2 separate regions of the Homo sapiens genome follow, and region 1 is linked to region 2. A link is a loop called in an ENCODE intact Hi-C map of the cell type or tissue named here. Cell type or tissue: CD14-positive monocyte. All regions are shown on one strand. Each heading gives the region's core, and the rest is flanking DNA. Links, peaks and the distances in the headings are about the cores only.

Region 1 (10,297 bases), core at 1,434-9,433, 86 kb after region 2:
CCCTAATAATTGTTTGCCTATTTGTAGGCTGCTCAGACTTATCTTAATAACTTGTATTAACCAAGCATCTTTTGGTGGCAGGGGAAATGAATCCAATTCAAATAGTCTTAAGTAGAAATGTCTGGCAGTTTATGGTTTCAGGCATGGCTGGATCCAGGCGCTTAAATGACATCATTGGGAACCTGTATCCTGTTGTACGTTGGATCTGCTTTTCCTGGTGTTGGCTTCATTCTAGGGCTGGATTTCCTCAAATGGAGGAAAGATGGTCCCAACAGCTCTTAGATGACCTCTTATCACTTTGGTAACAGCAGAAAGGGGTCACCTCATGACTGATAGCTCAGTTGTCCGGGCCAACTCTGATCAGCCCAGCTGGATCTTATGGCCACCCTTGAGCCAGTCACTATGTTTCTGCTGGGTTGGGTCATATCCTCCATACAAGTCATGTCAGATATGATTTCATTTAGTGTGTGGGAGAGGAAATGTTCCCCATGGAAAACTGAGATGCTATTATCCGGAAAAGAAGGAATGGACACTGGCCAGGCCAAAACAAGCCTAATTTAATTTGATGAGATAGGCACACATTGTGCATGGGGGAGAGTCCCAAATGGCACCCCAAAGCCACAATGAATCTGCACCAAAATGTGCTGCACCCCCGATTAACACAGAAATGAGAGTTAACTCATGGATAGTACTAGGATCCATGATGACGAGATGGTGATTTTGGGAGATGTGTTTGTACATGAGGTCACACCTGGGCCACACAGGTGGGTCCTGGTGAGGCCTTTCTGTCTAGAAGTGAGGGCTGTGTTCTTGAGACTTTGGTATTACCGAGGGGAGAAAGAGGAAGAGCTGGAGGTCAGAGAACGTAGCTGCAGGCTAGGCAGATGCGACCAAGGTCAGAGAGATGGTGTCCAGGAAGCATGCAGCAGTGTGAGCTGCAGTCTCAGACAGGAGGTGTCCCCCTCTTCTCAGCTGGACATGAGGAGTCTCCTAGGTGTGCCTTTGGCAGAGGTGGAACCCGTGGCTCAGCACCCTCCCAATGAAGGCAGGGGAAGACATCTAGGTCTGGAATGTAAAGCAAGTGTCATCAATTACTAGCTGCTTCTGGGTGTGGCGGCTCACACCTGTAATCCCAGCACCTGGGGAGGCTGAGGAGGGAGGATTGCTTGAGTCCAAGAGTTCAAAACCAGCCTGGGCAACATAGCAAAACCCTGTCTCTACTAAAAACATAAAAATTAGCCAGCGGTGGTGGCACATGCCCGTAGTCTCAGTTACTTGGGAGGCTGAGGCAGGAGAATTGCTTGAGCCCAGGAGGCAGAGGTTGCAGTGAGCTGAGATGGTGCCACTGTACTCCAGCCTGGACAACAGAGTGAGACCCTGTCTCAGAAAAAAACAAAACAAAACCGTAATAGCTTCAACCTTTGGCATCTATTGCCTTCGACACTCTGTTGCAAAGAATTAAAGGCTTTATCTGGAATCAGTGGACAAGAGTGATGGGATGGATTACCAATGCCTGCTCCTGGGGTGGAGAGTGGCAGGATAGACACGCCTCATATTTGCTGAGACGGGGTGGGGTCTTCTCCAGGCTGTTGCGAAGAGCGGGGGTGTCAAGAGGCCACCCCAGCAACTGAGGACAGATTTCTTTCCATCCAGCGCTCTATGAAATCATCTCTAAGCAAACAGTGCTCTCTCTGCTGCACCTGCTCTCCATGCCTCTCCTGCAAAATCAACAACAGGTGTTTGCTGCTCATGCGATTCCAACCACCAAAAATAGGCATGACAAGAATGACGGGATAGGCAGCGTCCCGATTCCAGTCATTCCTGAAGCCCCTTCGCATGTCCACACACCTGTGCACTGCCGGGTCTGTTGCTTGGCTAGCATTTTTCTTAAAATCACTTCACTTTAAAACAGTTTTTATTAAAGTATGGTATGCATACAGAAAAGTATGGCTGAAGTGTATGGCTTAAAGGATTTTCATGAAACGATCACACCTGTGTGACCAGGACTCAATTCAAGAAACACAACATTCCCAGATGTCCCCTTAAGATCCCCTAACCCAGACCCCTTTTTAGTCACTAACCCTGAAGGGTCAGTACTAGCCTGACTTCATTTGTTTTTTTTTTGAGACTGGATCTTGCTCTGTCACCCAGGGTGGAGTGCAGTGGTGGGATCCCCGCTTACTGCAACCTCCGCCGCCTCCCAGGTTCAAGCAATTCTCCCTGCCTCAGCCTTCTGAGTAGCTGGGACTACAGGTGCCCACTACCACACCTGGCTAATTTTTATGTTTTTAGTAGAGACGAGGTTTCGCCATGTTGGCCAGGCTGGTCTCAAACTCCTGACCTCAGGTGATCTGCTGGCTTCGGCCTCAAAAAGTGCTGGGATTACAGGTGTGAGCCACCGTGCCCAGCTAACCTGCCCAGCAAGACTTCTAACTGCAGATCAGTTTTGCCTGCTTTGGGATTTAGATCCATGGGTTCTTACAGTTTAGACTCTTGTGGCTGCTTCATCCATGTTGTTATAGCAGAGGTTGTTTGTTCTTTTTCATTGCTGAATGGGATTCCACGGTGTAAAGAACCACAATTTATTTATCCATCTATTTTATTTATTTTTATTTATTTATTTATTTATTTTTGAGATGGAGTCTCGCTCCGTCACCCAGGCTGGAGTGCAGTGGTGCTATCTCAACCTCCGCCTCCAGGGTTCAAGTGATTCTCCTGCCTCAGCCTCCCCACTGTGTAGCTGAGATTACACGTGCGCGCCACCACGCCCGGCTAATTTTTGTATTTTTAGTAGAGACAGGGTTTCTCCATGTTGGCCAGGCTGGTCTCCAACTCCTGAGCTCAAGTGATACGCCCACCTCAGCCTCCCAAAGCGCTGGGATTACAGGCGTGAGCCACCGAATCCAGCCTCTCCATCTATGTTGATGGGCATCTGGGGAGTCTGTATTCTGGAGTGTTCTGAGTAACCCTGTGCCCACCCCGTTGCCCATGGTTTTTGTTGTTGTTGTTGTTGTTTGTTTGTTTTTAGACAAAGTCTTGCTCTGTCATCCAGGCTGGATTGCAAGTGGCACGATCATGGCTCACTGCGGCCTCAACCTCCTGGCTCAACTGATCCTCTCACCTCAGCCTCCTGAGTAGCTAGGACTACAGGTGCCCAGCTAATTTTTTGTATTTTTTGTAGGGACGGGGTTCTGCCATGTTGTTTAGACTGTTTTCGAGCTCTTGGACTCAAGCAATGTGCCCACCTCGGCCTTCCAAAGTGCTAGCATTATGGGATTGAAATTGGCGGGTCATCAAGTGGGCATATGTTCAGATATAGTAGATACAGTTTTCCGAAGTGGTTCGACCATTTCACACTCCCAAGTGAGTGAGTGAGGATTTATCTTTGTTTGCCCTAAACTTATTTTTAAAAGGAAATTATATAGCTATCATTAAAGATAAATTAGGCTGAGCACAGTGGCTCATGCCTATAATCTTAACACTTGGGGAGGCCGAGGCAGGAGGATCACTTGAGCCCAGGAGTTCAAGAATAGCCTGGGCAACACTATCTCTACAAAAAAATTTTTTTTAATCAGCCGGGCCTGCAGGCATGCGTCTGTAGTCACAGCTACTCAGGAGGCTGAGGCAGGAGGATGACGGGACCAGCAGATTGAGGTTGCAGGGAGCTATGGTGGCGCCACAGCACTCCAGCCTGGGTGACAGAATGAAACCCTGGAAAGAAAGAAAGAAAGAAAGAAAGAAAGAGAGAGAGAGAGAGAGAGGGAGGGAGGGAGGGAGGGAGGGAGGGAGAGAGAGAGAGAGAAAGAAAGAAAGAAAGGAAAGGAAGGAAGGAAGAAAGAGAGAGAGAAAAAGGAAAATCAGTATCACTTGCCACAAATAAAAGATTATAATATTAAGATTGGTGCAAAAGTAATTGCGGTTTTTGCCATTAAAAGTAATTGCGGCCGGGCACGGTGGCTCACGCCTGTAATCCCAGCATTTTGGGAGGTTGAGGCAGGCAGATTACCTGAAGTCAGGGGTTCAAGACCAGCCTGGCCAACATAGTGAAACCCCGTCTCTACAAAAATACAAAACTTAGCCAGGCGTGGTGGCAGGCACCTGTAATTCCAGTTACTCGGGAGGCTAAGGTGGGAGGCTGAGGCGGGAGAATCACTTGAACCCAGGAGTTGGAGGTTGCAGTGAGCCAAGATCTCGCCATTGCACTCCAGCTTGGGTAACAGAGTGAGATTCGGTCTCAAAAAAAAAAAAAAAAAAAAAAGGAATTGCAAAAGCTGCCATTACTTTTGCACCAACAGAATAACTATGATAAAAACTAATGACTATTAAAAGGATTCATCCAAAACCTATGAAAAAGTTCGTCACTGACAATCACCTCAGGTTGCACTTCTGGAAAGACTGGGGGAGGGGATAATCAGGAGAGACCCTGATTTTGTTGGGTTTCGGCCTCTCTCACCCTGCTGGGAGCCTCCCTGAGCTACCACGGACTCCAGGGAGGACCCTGATTGGTCTGAGAGTGAGCCATTCTCCCTGTGCTGGGATTGGTTCAGGCGTGGGCATGTGACTCGATTCAGGCCAATAAGATGTGGGGAAAATCTTCTGGGCGGGACATCTGAATAAATTTTTCTCGTGGGGACACCCATGGTCCGGGAGGGTCTCTGTTATTTCATGGATGCACTATCTGAAGGTGACTCCGGAAAATGCTCCTCCCTCTTGCTCCCCGGCCTACAGGTGGGGTCAGCACTGAAGATGGCAGATCAAAGAGGAGGAAAGAACCTGGGTCCTTGATGGTGTCACTGAGCTGCTGGGTCCGCCAGCCTGGAGCCCCCTGCCCCTGATATTCCTGATGGGGAGCCGCTAGGTCTCATTGCTAAAGCCATGTGGGCTGGGTTTTCCTGTCACCTACAGCCCAAAGCACCTTCACTGATGCTCCTGGTGTCTCGGGTTTTACGGACAAATGTGGGTTCTAATCCCAACTGGATTACTTTTGAGCTTCGTGATCCCAGAAAAAGTCCCTTTGCCTTTCTTTTTCTTTTTTTTTTTTTTTTTTTTTGAGACGAAGTCTCGCTCTGTCGCCCAGCCTGGAGTGCAGTGGCGCGATCTCTGCTCACTGCAAGCTCCGCCTCCCGGGTTCACGCCATTCTCCTGCCTCAGCCTCCCGAGTAGCTGGGACTACAGGCGCCCGCCACCACGCCTGGCTAATTTTTTGTATTTTTAGTAGAAACGGGGTTTCACCGTGTTAGCCAGGATGGTCTCGATCTCCTGACCTCGTGATCCGCCCCCTTCGGCCTCCCAAAGTGCTGGGATTACAGGCATGAGCCACCGCGCCCGGCAAGTCCCTTTGTCTTTCTGACCCTGAGTTCCCTCATTTCCGAAACAGAATCAACAACATCCACCATACAGAAGAAATAGGGAAATTGGACCGCATCAAAATTAAAAACTCATGTGTATCCAAGAAAGTGAGAAGATGGCTTACAGAGGCCTCATGGCGCGGCCTGGAGCCTGGCGAGGACTCTCCTGCCCTGTCCCTGCGTCCCCTGATGCGCCAATGGCCTGGCCTTCTCTAGCCCCTCTCAGGGCCCACCACTGGCCCATGTCCTCCCTGGAGTGACCGAAGCCCCCTCCCCAGACCCCCACCCCCACCCTGGCTCCAGGTTCTGGGCCTGATTGTCAGGAAGGATGGAGCTGCCCTCCCCTGAGACAGGGAAGGCCGTGAGGGGGCAGAGGTGGTTTGGGTCATGGTGAGTTCACATCACCTGTTGACCAGACAAGGCAAGTGGGCCTGTCCGTGGTTGGATCTGGAGTCTGGAGTTCCCGAGAGGAGCCCGGGCTGCAACTGGGGTTCTAAAGTCATCCATCCCCTTGACTTAAGCTCCAGGATGGATGCAGACATGGACGGACGCCTGTGCACAGACAGGAGTCTGGAAGAGCACCTGAGCCCTGGGGGTGCCACCTTTCGAGGGTGGGAAGATGCCCAAGAAGCAGGCAGAGAGGCTGAGAGGGAGCCCAGGGAGATGGGAGGGAAATCTGAGTTCATGCCTCCAGCTCCAGCTGTGCATTCATCCAAGCTGGGCGCAGCAGGATCCCCAGGCCCCCACAGCAGCTCCCCAGGGCAGGATCCACATCAGGCCTCGGTCACCCCTCCCCATTTAGCCTTCGGGGCAGTCTCTCTCCCCTGTCCCTGAGGGAGACTCACTTGGCTTCCTGTCTGTCCTCTGGCACCTTCTACACGCCTCTTCCACTTCCTGCAAAATCCTGAAAGGACGGAAGGAGGTCATGGGCCCTGGCAGGGTGAGGAAGGGAGCTGTACCCAGGGCCTGGGGCCCAGACTTAGGGACAAGGGATGGCAGCCACAGCAGCAGCAGCACCAGCCTGGAACTTCCCTCTTTACCCTGTGGGCAGGGCCAGGCCAGAGGGCTTGGGATGGGGAGGGCAGAGCGCGATGTTCCCTCCTGCTATGTCGGCTGCCCAGTCTCCTGCCACCTTTGGAAACGCCAGAAGCTTACTGGGGCCAGGAATGCTGGACAGGGGCCGCTGTGATCAGCGAAAGACCCAGCGTGGCCAGATCCTGATTTCTGCAAAAGAAGCCTCCTTCCTTCCTCCCTCCCTCCCTCCTACCTCCTTCTACTTTCCCTTCCTTTCCCTTCTCCTTCCTTCCTTCCCTTCCCTTCTCCTTCCTTCCTTCCTTCTTCCCTCCCTCCTTCCTCCCTCCCTCTTTCCCTCCCTCCTACCTCCTTCTCCTGCCTGCCTGCCTTCCTTCCTTCCTTCCTTCCTTTTAAATTGTGGTAAATATACATAATATAAAATCAGCCATTTTACCATTTTAAAGTATTCTGTTCGCTGACGTTAGGTACCTTCACGATGCCACGCAAACACCACCGCTATCTAGTTCCAGAACACTGTCACTTCCCCAAAATCCCCTCATGCCCATGAACAGTCACTCCCTCATCCCCAGCCGCTGGTAGCCGTGAATCTCCTTTCTGTCTCTATGGGTTCACCTATTCTGCACATTTCATGTACATGGAATCATGCGGGGTGTGGCCTTTGTGTTTGGCTGGACTCCAATTTGTGTATCCATTCATTCTTCCATGGACATTTCCCGTCCGCCATGGTGAATAATGCTGCCATGATCCTTGAGGTATGAGTAATTGTTTGAGGCCCTGCTATCAGTTCTCTTGGATATATACCCCGGAGGAGTGGAGTTCCTGGATATGATGATTCTATGTTTCAATTTTCAAAGAGCAGCCACACTTATTCCCACAGTGGCTGTACCATTTTACAATCCCACCAGAAATGCACAAAGGTTCCAGTTTCTCCACATCTTCACCAACACTTGTTATTTTCCCTTTTTAAAAAGAATTAAGCTGGGTGCGGTGGCTCACGCCTGTAACCCCAGCACTTTGGGAAGCTAAGGGTGGGCAGATCACAAGGTCAAGAGATTGAGACCATCCTGGCCAACATGGTGAAACCCCGTCTCTACTGAAAATACAAAAATTAGCTGGGCATGGTGGCGCATGCCTGTAGTCCCAGCTACTCGGGAGGCTGAGGCAGAAGACTCTCTTGAACCTGGGAGGCAGAGGTTGCAGTGAGCCGAGATCACACCATTGCACTCCAACCTGGCGACAGATCGAGACTCCTTCTCAAATAAATAAATAAATAAAAAGAATTAAAGCCTTCCTAGTGGGCATGAGGTGCTATCTCATCGGGGTTTTGATTCGCATTTCTCTAATAACTAATGCAGCTGGACATCTTTTTGTGTGCTTCTTGGCCATCAGTATGTGGGAGAGGCCATATATGTTCACCTACTATAGCCTGATGTTTAAATCCTCATGTGGGGCGCATGAACCCATCCATGAGCTGAACCTTGGGGCCCACCAGACCTGGGTTCAGATCCTATTTGCTTCCTCCACTCCTGCTCTGGGTAACTCAGGCCACGCTGCTCTATTTTCCTGAGTCTCTGTTTCCTCACTGTTGATGGCGGCTGACAGGACAGGGCTGAGAGAGCTTCCTTGTGTCAAGCACTTAGCCCAGCACCAACTCATAGTGAGCACTTCCAAACTATTGTTGTTCTTGGCACATCCTTCCTGGGCCACCTATGGGAACTCCCCATTGACACTGAGCAGAGGGCTCACTTGAGTCTTCCCCCAACCAGCCTTTAGGACGGAGTTCTTGGAATGAGGTCATTGTGAGCAGATTTTCCTTTTGGTGTGGAGGGAAACTACCGAAAGTCTTCTACAGTCCAGGCAATGGAAGGAGAATTCATACTGTGGGCCCTGCCCTCGGAGAAAGATCCTAGGAAAGATAATGACAGCTGAGCTTTGTTGACAGCTCGGCTTTGCACACACTGGGCTTTGCACACATTGACTCATTTTATTCTCACCACAACCCCATGAACCAGGTCCTGCTACTATACCCATTTTACAGATAAGGAAACTGAAGCCCAGAGAGCTACTCATAGGGAATATGGCAGAGCTAGGATTTGAACCCAGGCCATTTACTGCCCAAGTGATTATTCCCTTCTTTCTTGCTGTGGGAACCCTGATTTCAGTGAGAGACCTGTGCCTCTCCAGGGGACTCAGGAAATCGGGACACATCTTTAGCTCTAGGGGACTATCCAGATTGGTCCCAGGCCAGTGATTCTGTTTCCTTTGCCAGAGACTAATCAAGCTGTGGGCATGGGACCCAATCCTGGCCAATGAGATATGAGTAAAGGGCTGCAGTGGGCTTTGGGGAAAGGGCTCTTGTTCTTCCTGCACTGAATGTTGTGCCTGGATATATTAGCTGGAGCAGTGGCAGCTATTTTGTGGTCATGAGGAAATTTGGGATGAGAACCAATCTGAGGGGAGGAAACCAGAAAGATGGAAAGAACCGGGAGATCCCTGACAATGGCACTCAATCTAACCAAACCCAGAACCACCCTTCCTCCTAATTTCTTGCTATGTGAAATGATAAATGACCTCATTGCTTACGTTGATTTGAGCTGAGGTTTCTGTGACTTGCCTCATAATGGATGTGATTGAGTGACTATGAGCGTTGTGCAGACAGGGAAGTTCTCCTGGCTTGGTGACCACTGTATCCCTGGTGCCTGGAACATTACCTGGTACATAATAGGTGCTCAATTAAGATGAACTGATGAGGCAGTGGCTGGAGCCCCCAAATGCAGGTTCAGACAATACGCATGGGAAAAGCGGGAATCCTGAAATGACGGCAACTGCAGGCTTTGAAGTTGGACAGACTGGGTTCGAAGCCAACGCTCCCCTCTTGAGTCAGGTGATCTCAAGCTTTCCCTCTGGCTTCTCACCTTTGTTTTTCTTATGCATGAGACGGATCTGCTGGGTGGAATAATAGCTCCAGAGATGTCCCCATCCTAATTTCTAGAATCTGTGAATCTGCTACCTTACATGGCAAAGGGGCTTTGCAGAGGTGATTAAGTAAAGGATTTTGAGATGGGAGATGATCCTGGATTATCCGGGTGGGCCCAGTGTAATCACAAGCTTCCTTGTGAGAGGGAGTCAGGAGGTCAGAGTTGGGGAGGAGATGCAGCGATGGAAGAAGAGATTGGAGTGAGGCGAGGCCACCAGCCTCTGGCAGCTGGAAAAGGTGAGGAAATAGATTCTCCCTCAGATCCTCCAAGAGGAACACAGCCCTGCTGGCACCTTGATTCCATCTCTCCAGGAGCCACTTCAGACTGCTGACTTCCAGAACTGTAAGGTAATGAATCTGTACTGTTTTCAGCCACCACGTTTGGCTTAATTCATTACAGCAGCGACAGGAGAGTAATACCATGGGGCTGATAATCGTGTCTCCTTCCAAAGGTTCTTGCAGATTCCAGAAGTCTGAGCATGAACTGGGCAGGTTGGAATAGCCCAGGCAGCCTTTGCAGTGATTAGCCAGTCTCAGCACCAGTTCTGCCTTTGCCAGGAAGTCTTCCCGGGTTTCTCCTGGCCCACGCCCACACCTCCCCTTGTGGCTGACATCTATATGGCCTGGCACTGTGCTAAGGCTTTACACCCAGGATCCCATTTAATTCTAACGGCCACCCCGTGAGGAAGGGGCTCACAGGACACCCATATAACAGAAAGGAAACTGAGGTATGGGGAAGGTAGGAAAGATCATGGGATGGGTGGCTTTGGAGAGGCCGCGCTGGAGCCTCCCAGGCCTGATCCACCCACATCGCACACCCTTCATCGGCTTGACTTGGCCCCCAGAGGCCCTAAGAGCAGGATGCACTCCAAGACTGCAGTGTGTGCCTTTCCACGAAGAGCTTCGAAGGGCTCGCGGGGACATGCGTGGAATTTTT
Region 2 (10,297 bases), core at 1,720-9,719:
TGGAAATGTGTCTGGCATATATTAGGTGCTCAATAAATTCACTGCTCTATCCCCAGTGCCCAGAACGCATACAGCCTGGTGCATAGTAAGTGTGTAATAAATAATGCTGTTGCTTGCTCTTCTAGCCTCTGGACCTAGAAATGTGTGTGGCACACAGTAGGTGCTCAACAAATAATTTGTTCACTGCTGTATTCCCAGTGCCCAGACCAGCTCCTGGCATGCAGTGGGTGCTCACTAAGCATTTATCCTTTCACTGCTGTCATCGGCCTAGTGCCTGACACAGGGCAGGCATCTAATGTATATTCCTTTAGCTCACAGCTGTATCCATGGTTCATGAAAATGTGTCTGGCCCATAGTAGGTGGTCAACGAATATTTGTTTTGTTCATTCCTGTATCTCCAGTGCCTAGCACTTAGTAAGCACTTAGTGTTTGTTGAATGAATGAATGTTGGGATGAAGGATTGTTCTGTTCCTGAAGCCCCAGAATCTCCCAGAACAGAGGTGCCCACAATATGGGGAGAGGAGTGGGGCAGCGCAGAAGGCTGTGCCTGCCTGTGTGTTTGGATGCCTCTCTCGGAGCAGCAGCCTCCCAGCCTGCCTGACTGCCTGCCCGCCTGCCTGCCTGCCAGGCAGCACATGGCTCCAACACGCTCTGCCAGCCTCGAGCAGCCTCGCCCCAGCACCAGGCCTGGCCACGCTGGGAGGAGGGAGGGAGAGAGGAGGAGGAGGGGGCCTGCAGATGGCTGGCCATCTGCTGCGTAGGAGGCTGGACGGGCAGGCGCCCCCCCACCAGCCTACACTGTGCTGTCATCTTCCTGTCTGCTCAGCACGGCCAGACGGGGGGCTTCAGGGTGAAGCAAAGGATCCTGTACTCTTCCCCAGCTTCCAGGTCTCCTCTGCATACCCTGGAGTGTGTTGGGTCTGCATCTGGCCCCAGCACCCAGCATGGTAGGCAAGTGTCAGGAAGAGTGTGATCAGGGTGTCCAGGGTCAGGCCAGGTGGGGTTGAGCCCAGGGCTGGGGTTGGACTCCGCTGTCCTCCCAGAACTCCCACTGTGCTGCCTGCTGTCCCCCTTCCCAGCAGGCGAGGCCAGGCAGCTGCTCCGTTCCTCTTCCTTGAGGTCATTCAGGACCAGAGGGCATTGCTGTCTGCCCCTAGGCCTCATCAACACACTGAGTGCGTAGAGGAGAGGGTGGGGAGGGAGGGCATAGGGGACAGACAGTGGGAGCAGAAGGATCTGGGCATGTCTTGTGTGTGCACATGCATATCTGGGCATGCATACAGGAAAACAGAATTAGGAGATTTCCTGGTTCACATATTGGAGTTACATGGTTTTCTCTTTGTGACTGAGTACATAGTACAAGTGAATATTTGGACACACACGTTTTATGTGCCTATGCATGCTGTTCCAGTGGTGTTTCCGCAGATTTTATGTTTAGGTATAGCCCCTACACAAGGTGTGTGCATGCGTGGTCTTCGCACACATCTGTGTGTGCACACCTGTGGGTGGGTGTGTGCTGGGCCAGTAGATAATATTTGTGTGTGCAGGTGAACAAGCTTATGCTAGGAGGCCAGCATCTGGTCTAGATGTGTGTGTGTGTGCACATATATGCATACATATGTGTCACCTGGTCACACATACAAAATAATATGAGTATGGGGCCAGGCATAGTGTCTCACACCTGTAATTCCAGTGCTTTGGGAGGCCAAGGCAGGAGAATTGCTTGAGGCCAGGAGTTTGAGACCAACTTGGGCAACAGAGCGAGACCCAGACTCTACAAACATTAAATTAGCCAGGCATGGTGGTGTGTACCTGTAGTCCTCTCTACTCAGGAGGCTGAGGTGGGAGGATTGCTTGAGCCCAGGAGGTCGAGGCTGTGGTGAGCTGTGATTGTGCCACTGCACTCCAGCCTGGGCAACAAAGTGAGACCTTGTCTCAAAAAAAGAGTATGTTTCGTGTGTATGTCATGTGTATATATGTGTGTACTTATGTGCATGTGTGCATATGTGTGTGTATATGGATGTGTGGGCAAGTGTAGGATGTGTGAATATGTCATGTGTCATATGCCATGCATAGATGTATATGTGTGTGGGGTGAATGTATATATGCATGTGTACATGAATGTGTGAAGGAATATGCATGCACAAGTGTATGCCCATGTGTGTATACACATGGGTGTGTGGGGTGTGGCTGTAATGGGTGTGAGACAGAGTCTGTGTTAATGCAGAGGTGTCTGTGTGTGCATCTACATATGGGTGTGTGTAGTTGGATATGCATGTGTGTTGCGTCTGTGTGGCTATGTGTATATGTGCATGTATATTCATGTCTTAAAGATGTGTACCTCATGTGCATGTGCAGGTACATGTGTGTATCAGGATGAATGTGTGTGTGCAGTTACGTGCGTGTATTAGGATGAGTGTATGTGTGTAGATATATGTGTGTATTAGGATGAATGTGTGTGTGCAGGTACATGTGTGTATTAGGATGAATGTGTGTGTGTGCAGGTACACGTGTGTATCAGGATGAGTGTGGGCAGTTACGTGCATGTATTAGGATGAATGTGTGTGTGTGCAGGTACATGTGTGAATTAGTATGAGTGTGTGTGTGGAGGTACATGTGTGTATTAGGATGAATGGGTGTGTGTTTGCAGGTACATGTGTGTATTAGGATGTGTGTGTGTGCAGGTACGTGTGTGTATTAGGATGAATGTGTGTGTGTTTGCAGGTACATGTGTGTATTAGGATGTGCGTGTGTGCAGGTACATGTGTGTATTAGGATGAATGTGTGTGTGTTTCCAGGTACGTGTGTATTAGGATGTGTGTTTGCAGGTACATGTGTGAATTAGTATGAGTGTGTGTGTGGAGGTACATGTGTGTATTAGGATGAATGGCTGTGTGTTTGCAGGTACATGTGTGTATTAGGATGTGTGTGCAGGTACATGTGTGTAATAGGATGAGTGTGTGTGTGCGTGTGCGCAGGTATATGCATGTATTAGGATGAATGTGCAGGTACATGTGTGCATTAGGATTACTGTGTGTGTGCAGTTACATGTGTATATTAGGATGAGTGTGTGTGTGCAGGTACATGTGTGCATTAGGATGAGTGTGTGTGTGCAGGTACTTGTGTGTATTAGGATGAGTGTGTGTGTGTATGCAGGTACATGTGTGTATTAGGATGTGTGTGTGCAGGTACATGTATTAGGATGAGTGTGTGTGTGTGCGGGTACATGTGTGTATTAGGATGTGTGTGTGCAGGTACATGTATTAGGATGAGTGTGTGTGTGTGCAGGTACGTGTGTGTATTAGGATGTGTGTGTGTGCAGGTACATGTGTGTATTAGGATGAATGTGTGTGTGCAGGTACTTGTGTGTATTAGGATGAGTGTGTGTGTGTGCAGGTACATGTGTGTATTAGGATGTGTGTGTGCAGGTACATGTATTAGGATGAGTGTGTGTGTGTGTGCGGGTACATGTGTGTATTAGGATGTGTGTGTGCAGGTACATGTATTAGGATGAGTGTGTGTGTGTGTATGCAGGTACGTGTGTATTAGGATGAGTGTTTGTGCAGGTACATGTGTGTATTAGGATGAATGTGTGTGTGTGTCCAGGTACATGTGTGTATTAGGATGAGTGTTTGTGCAGGTACATGTGTGTATTAGGATGAATGTGTGTGTGTGTCCAGGTACGTGTGTGATTAGGGATGTGCATGTGTTTTGTGTGTGTGTCGTGTGTGATTAGGGATGTGCCTGTGTTTCATGTGTGTGTTGTGTGCGTGGTGAATGTGCGTACATAGCCCAGTAAGAGCACAGACGTTGGAGCCAGATGACCTGGGTTCACATCCCAGATCTGCCACTCACTGGCATGTGTGACTTGGGGCAAGCCACTTAACATCTCTCGACTGCGATGGGGGCGGCACAGCTTCTGCGGAGGCCTGAAGACCCTGAGCTCTTCCTGTGGGTCAGAGGTGGGTTGGGGGAGTCAAGGAAGGTTGCCTTAAGAAAGGGCCATTTGAACTGGGTCTTGAAGGACGCGTAGGGTCAGAGATGGAGATGGCTTGGGAGAACTATCCGGGCAGATAGCAGAGCATTGGAGTCACTGATTCTAACCCCAGTCCGGGCCCCCAAGTTCTTTTCCCCAGGTGGCTCAGAAAGTCTCCCTCCTGGTCTCCCACACCATTTTTCTGAAATACGCTTTTAGTTTTGGGGTGGACTGCTCGCCTCCCTCAAGGCCTCGCCCATGGGCCTGCCCCATGGCTTCTGCGTCCCAGTTTTCTCTGCCCCCCGAGGCTGTTTGCAGGTGGTTCACAGCGTCTGGCTTCCTCCCTCCCGGCTCTTTGTACAGATGGGGAAGCTGACGCCCGGAGAGGTGCAGAGGCTTGCTTAAAATCACACAGCAGAACAGGGAACAGAACCAGTGCCCAAGGCCCAGGCTAAAGGCAGCATGACAACTGTCTCCATTTTGCAAAGTTTAGCTCAGACTCAGAATTTAAATCCAACATGTTGTTCAGCAAACATGTTGTAGAAGCAATGTTCGAATTTCATTAATTGAACACATTAATTGAGCACCTACTGTGTGCCTGACGCAGGGCACAATGGCGATTAAGACAGAAGCAGTTTCCCTAGGAAATGACAGTCCAGTCCGGATCTGTCTGTTGGATACAGTAGCCCCTAGCCCCATGCAGTGGGAGATGGAACCATGGCCCACAGGATGTCCAGGTCCTAAGCCCTGGGACCTGTGAATATGTGTCCTGATACAGCAAAGGGGGCTTTACAGATGTGATTTAATTAAGAATCTTGAGATGGGAGATGTTCCTGGATGATCCAGGTGGGCCCAAGGTCATCACAAGGATCTTTATAAGAGGGAGGCAGGAGGGTCAGAGTCAGAGGAGCTGTGACTGTGGAAGCAGATGTCAGAGTGATGTGAGGCCACAAGCCAAGGAATGCAGGAGATTTCTAGAAGCTGGAAAAGGCAAGGAAACAGAGGCTCTCCTAGAGCCTCCAGGAATAAATGCAGCCTCGCCAACACCTTGCTTTTAGGTGTGACCCATTGCAGACCTGTGACCTCCAGAACTATAAGAGAATAAAATGTGTTAAGCCACTACCTTTTTAATTATTTGTTACACAGCTACAGGAAACTAATCCATGTGTCTGTTTACATTTAGATTAAATAAAATTACAAATTCAGTTCCTTAGTGGTACCAGCCACATTTTAAGTGCTTGATAGCCATATTTCCATCATCACAGAAAGTTCCATCAGCCAACATGGGTCTAGACAGACTATAAACAAACAAACCAATAAATAAGAGAATTTCAGATGACGATGAGAAAAAAAAAAAAGCTTTAGAAACCATATCCTTAGCCCAGCTTAAATAAAGAAAACATTTGGCAATTCCATAAAAGTTCCTGAAACCTTAATCCACGGAGATATAACAGCTGCCTCCCAGGGGCAGGTGTTCTAGGTCTATGATATGGTTAGGCTTTGCGTCCCAACCCAAAATCTCATCTTGAATCCCCATAATCCCCACGTGTCAGGAGAGAGACCAGGTGGAGGTAATTGAATCACGGGGGCAGTTTCCCCATGCTGTTCTCGTGAGAGTGAGTGAGTTCTCACGAGATCTGATGGTTTTATAAGTGTTTGGTAGTTCCCGCTGTATTCATTCTCCTTCTGCCGCCTCGTGAGGAAGGTTTCATGCTTCTCCTTTGCCTTCTGCCATGACTGTAAGTTTCCTGAGTCCTTTCATGCTTCCCCTTTGCCTTCTGCCATGACTGTAAGTTTCCTGAGTCCTCCCCAGCCATGCAGAACTGTGAGTCAATTGAACCTCTTTCCTTTATAAGTTACTCAGTCTCAGGCATATCTTTATAGCAGTGTGAGAACAAACTCATACCATCTATGTGCTTGCAAAATCCACTATGAGAATCAGAGAGAGGTTAAGACACTTGGCCAAAGTGACACAGCAACAGAAGCCAATGGGAAGGTAAGGCTGTTTCTGCAGATCTCTGAGCAGATGGGGAAAGGTGAAAATTCAGCTTTTCTAAGAAAAAACAACAGACTTCCTACAGTTCAGCTAACTCCAGACCCCTTCCCAGGGGGCACTTGTTCCTGTGGGAGACATGTGCCCCCAAACACAGGCCAAGAAGACTGTTAGTTTTCCGCCACTGCTGGAACAAAGCATCCTAAACTTTGTGGCTAAAAACAATAGGAATCGTGTTCCCTCAACGTTTGGGTGGCAGCAGGGCCATACTCTCTCTGAAGGCTGTTGGGGAGGATACTTCCCGGCCCCTTCCAGCTTCTGGTGGTTGCCAGCATCGTTGGCAGTCCTTAGCTGTGGCTACCACACTCTAATCTCTGCCTCTGTGGTCACGTGGCTTTTCCCTGCATGTCTCTGTCCAAACTTCCTCCTTCTTATAAGGATCCACTCCAATCCAGTATGACTTCATCTTCAGTTGATCACGTCTGCAAGGACCCTATTTCCAGAGGTCACATTCGTAGGTACCGGGGAGTGACATAAACTGTGGGCAGGGGGCATTTTTCACTCTAGGACAGAGACTCTGGGCAGTTATCCAGAGCCTGATGGGTGTAAACCTGTGCTTCTCAGATGGCAGCATGCTGCATGGTTAGGAGCACAGACTCAAGCTAGAGAACTGGGTTCAAATCCCAGCTTCACCACTCACTGGCTGTGTGACCTCAGATGCACTACTTCTCTGTGCCCCATGTGATACTGATAACAGTATCTACTATAAGGATTAAATGAGGTAGTGCGTATAATGCTCTTGGAGGTACCCAAGCCCTGTGCAAGCATTTGCTATCATCATAATTTGGGGTTTCCCTCAAGTGGTTGGGAAGACCTGGAATGGATGTAGGCACAGCATTAAATAATATGAAACAGCAAGAAAACCACTCCTTTTTTTTTTTTTTTTTTCTATTCTTCCGCCAACTCCAGGGAGAAACTCTCCACGGGTGCTGAGATGTCTTTGACACCTCGCTGAGTAAGGTTGGCAGAGCTTCCTTCACAACAGCCGGAAACGGTTTCCATTGAAAACCTTCCTCAGGCAGCAGGACAGAAAGCAGACTTGGGTGACACCTTTTGTTTCTCTGTGTTCACTTTCACCATCACCTACTCTTCCGGTAAGTGATATCGGCTTTCCGATTAGGGGGTGATCTGAGCTTTCCTCTTTACGTCCATTTATTTGCCTACAGAGAAAGTGAGTATTTGTTTTTAAAGTGAGCAAATAGCAGTTCAGCAAGGAAAAGGCAGAGGCTGTTCCCATGGGTGGTTCAAGGAGGTGGGGCAGGAGCCGCGCAGTGACACCTGAATGCCTGGGGCAGGCAGCCACCTGGGCTTTTGAGGTCTGGAGTGGAATGTTTCATCGACTGCTTCAAAGGATCCCATTATCTGAACTACCTTCTGATCTGTGTAGATGCCACCCGGATACAATCCACATTCGGCGACCTGCTGGTGTAGCTGGGCTGCACAAGGATCGGGCGGTCCCACAGGACTGAACTAGAGGGATGGGGCTGAGCGGGGCTGAGAGACAGGGCCTGGTGCCATTCAGCCTCCCCCAGTCTCGGCAAAAGGAGATGCAGGGGCCTCACTACGCAAGCATTTAGCAAGCTCACCTTCAAAGGTTTATTTTGCCCCCTTCCTCTGAAGGTGACACGTTCCATCCACAAGTCAGTGAGAAATGGGCTGGCCTGAGCTGTTGGAGAGCGTCGAAGGAGGTTTGCCCCGACAGCTGTGGGGCTACCCCTTTGTCCTGAGAAATTCACAGCCGGGGCCTGATGGTGTGAATGAGTCCACTTCTGGACAGGGCTGTGGGCACAGGGCTGTGTGTGGCTCAGGGAGCTCAGGCACAGCCTCTTCTTTTTCTCTTTTGTACACACTGGGATTACCCGGCTTGTGAACCAGTGAGATCTGGAGACAGATCCTGTGATGAAATCAGGCCACCATAACCTCCCATCATAGCCTCTGCATACAATCCTTCCATGTTCCCCTTTCCAGGTATCTGTTGCTGTGTAAGGAGTTACCCCAAAACTTAGCAGCATGAAACAATAGCAATGATTTTATTGTTATGTCATGGTTCCGATGTTGACTGGGCTCAGCTAGGCGGTTCTGGCGTGGGGCCTCTCATGTGGTTGCAGTCACATGGGGACTGGGGCTGAGGTTATCTCAACCCACATGTCTGGCAGTCACTATTTGATAGTTGATATGTGACTGCCAGGTGGAACCTCAGCTGGGGGCCAGAGCCTCCACGTGTGACTTGGGCTTCCTTACAACATGGTGCTCCAGAAAAAAAATTTCCCAAGAGGGCCAGGAGGAAGCCATAACACCTCCTATAACAGTCTCAGAAGTTCCCCAGTTTCCCTTCCATTGTAGTCTCAGCCCTGGGCAAGGGGAGGGACATAACTCCCAGCTCCCAATAGCAGGAGTGCCCACCTCACATTGTAAAAAGAGCTTGTGGGATGGAAGAATTTGTAGCCATCTTGGAAAACACAGCCACTTCCATCCTTCCTGCTTCTCTGCTCTAATTCCAGCCCAGCTTCTGAAGCTGTGGGCCATTATTAGGCTCCTATAGTATGCCAGCTGTTTTCATGAACATCATCACACAACTAGCTACAGCTCCCCTTGGGTGAGTCTGTCATTTTCCCGTCTTACGAACAAGGGGTCTGGGCATCAGAATGCTTAAGGTACCTGTACAAAGTCCCACAGTTGTTCAGTAACTTTATTGGACATCAGTTGCCCCTTCTGGTCACAGCCCCTCTAGTTTACTTGGAGACAGCCCTTCACTCACCTCAGACCATGTGGTTTGTGTTGAACTGGTTCTCCCCATTGGTCCAGAGATGGGCATGTGACTAAGGCTCCGCCAATCCAAATTTTCCAAACCTCTGGCCTCAGTGATTGGTTCAGGGGTCATTGAATGATCCAATTCTGTCCAGTAAGAGGTATCCCAGGACTGTTGCAGGAACAGTTGGGAAGTGAGAATCTGGACTGATTGAGCATGTTTAGCTGTGCCTGCTGGGATACCATTTCCGTGGTGAAGGCAGGGCATGACTGAGGAGGAAGCCAATATGGACACAAACAACTGTGCATTCTGAGGCCATTGCTTGGGCCCCTGGATTCAGCCATACCTGAGGCCAGCACTACCTCGGAATTTACCATTACAAGAACTAATAACTTTTCCTTTTAGTTGAAGGCAGTTTGAGTTGGGGCTTCTATGATAGCCAAAGTCTCATCCGAGCACTTTGCAGGGCCGAGGCGAGAGGCTCGCCTGAGCCCAGGAGTTTGAGAGCAGCCTGGGCAACATGACAAAACCCCATCTCTACAAAATTAAAGAAAAAAAATTAAGTGAGTGTGGCAGCCTGTGCCTGCAGTTTCAGCAACCTGGGAGGCTGAAGTGGGAGAGTCACTTGAGCCTAGGGAGCTTGAGGCTGCAGTGAGCTGTGATTGCACCACTACATTCCAGGCTGGGTGACACAGCAAGACCCTGTCTCAAAAAAAATGCAGAAAAGGAATTTGAGCCCAGACCTATCTGAGTCCACAAATTCTAAATTCTTTCCCCAGAACCATGCCACTTCCCTGAGTGCCATCTACCTTCAAGGCCCAGATCAATTATCCCTTTTCCAAGACAACCTCCCTGATATCAGCTCACAGCGTCTCCCCTCAGACTCCAATTGCTGGAGTCTGTGGCCTTTGGTGTAGGTGCTTTCCAGGGAAGGCCTCCCTGATCAACATGGTGCCTTCTTCTACCAGGCATGGGTGCCTAAAATGTCACCATCAGAGCCTCATTCCTCTGGGTTAAGCATTGCTCTTTTTGAGTGACTATTTTAAAATCTTGATCCCCTGAGATTGGGAGTCGAATCACCATGGTCCAAGAAAAATGATAAGGGCATTCTTGGAGAGACAGGCAGTAAAACGAGGGAAGAGATGTGTTTCATTCTCACTAGCAAGGAGGAAGTAGCATTTAAAGCTGCACCTTCAAAGGAAAAGAGACTTTTAGAGTTGAGGTTATAGAAAAGGTATCCCAGGTAGAAGGAGAAGATCGAGAGGAGAGAACTTGTGGGACACAGTCAGGAAATAGCCAATTTGCTGCTGTTGCTGGTATACCATATAGGACTGAAGCCAGCTCAGAAGGTCCTGGGATTGTGAAATACCACACTGAGGCGTTTGATATTTATTTTCTGGGTAATAGGGGGCCATCGAAGGTGCTTGAGTCACGGCAGTGGGGTCGGGGGAGTCTCAATCAGAGCAGCAGTTTAGGAAGATGAATCTGTGCAGTGTGGAAGGGCAGTGTGTGAAGAGGC

Evidence for each region. Peaks named below come from ENCODE experiments on the same cell type or tissue, not always from the same donor. Only the 100,000 strongest peaks of a DNase experiment are listed, where the experiment ranks them.
Region 1: it touches region 2 in a loop (2.2-fold over the local background); 12 of 110 quality-filtered maps call a loop at or near these places.

What each region holds. Positions count from the first base shown.
Region 1 is chr12:124,578,296-124,588,592 of GRCh38, reverse strand. No RefSeq gene overlaps it. Among named protein-coding and RNA genes, the nearest start is that of NCOR2, 16 kb to the right of the region's middle. RefSeq lists a silencer at 4,500-4,669 and an enhancer at 4,396-4,690. In CD14-positive monocyte, for the core only: no CTCF peak of the experiment used is centred there; DNase peaks (open chromatin) are centred at 6,372 and 6,912; H3K4me3 peaks cover 833 bases; H3K27ac peaks cover 972 bases.
Region 2 is chr12:124,664,876-124,675,172 of GRCh38, reverse strand. No RefSeq gene overlaps it. Among named protein-coding and RNA genes, the nearest start is that of NCOR2, 100 kb to the right of the region's middle. RefSeq lists enhancers at 816-1,433, 8,336-8,505. In CD14-positive monocyte, for the core only: no CTCF peak of the experiment used is centred there; DNase peaks (open chromatin) are centred at 5,732 and 6,382; H3K4me3 peaks cover 584 bases; H3K27ac peaks cover 2,169 bases.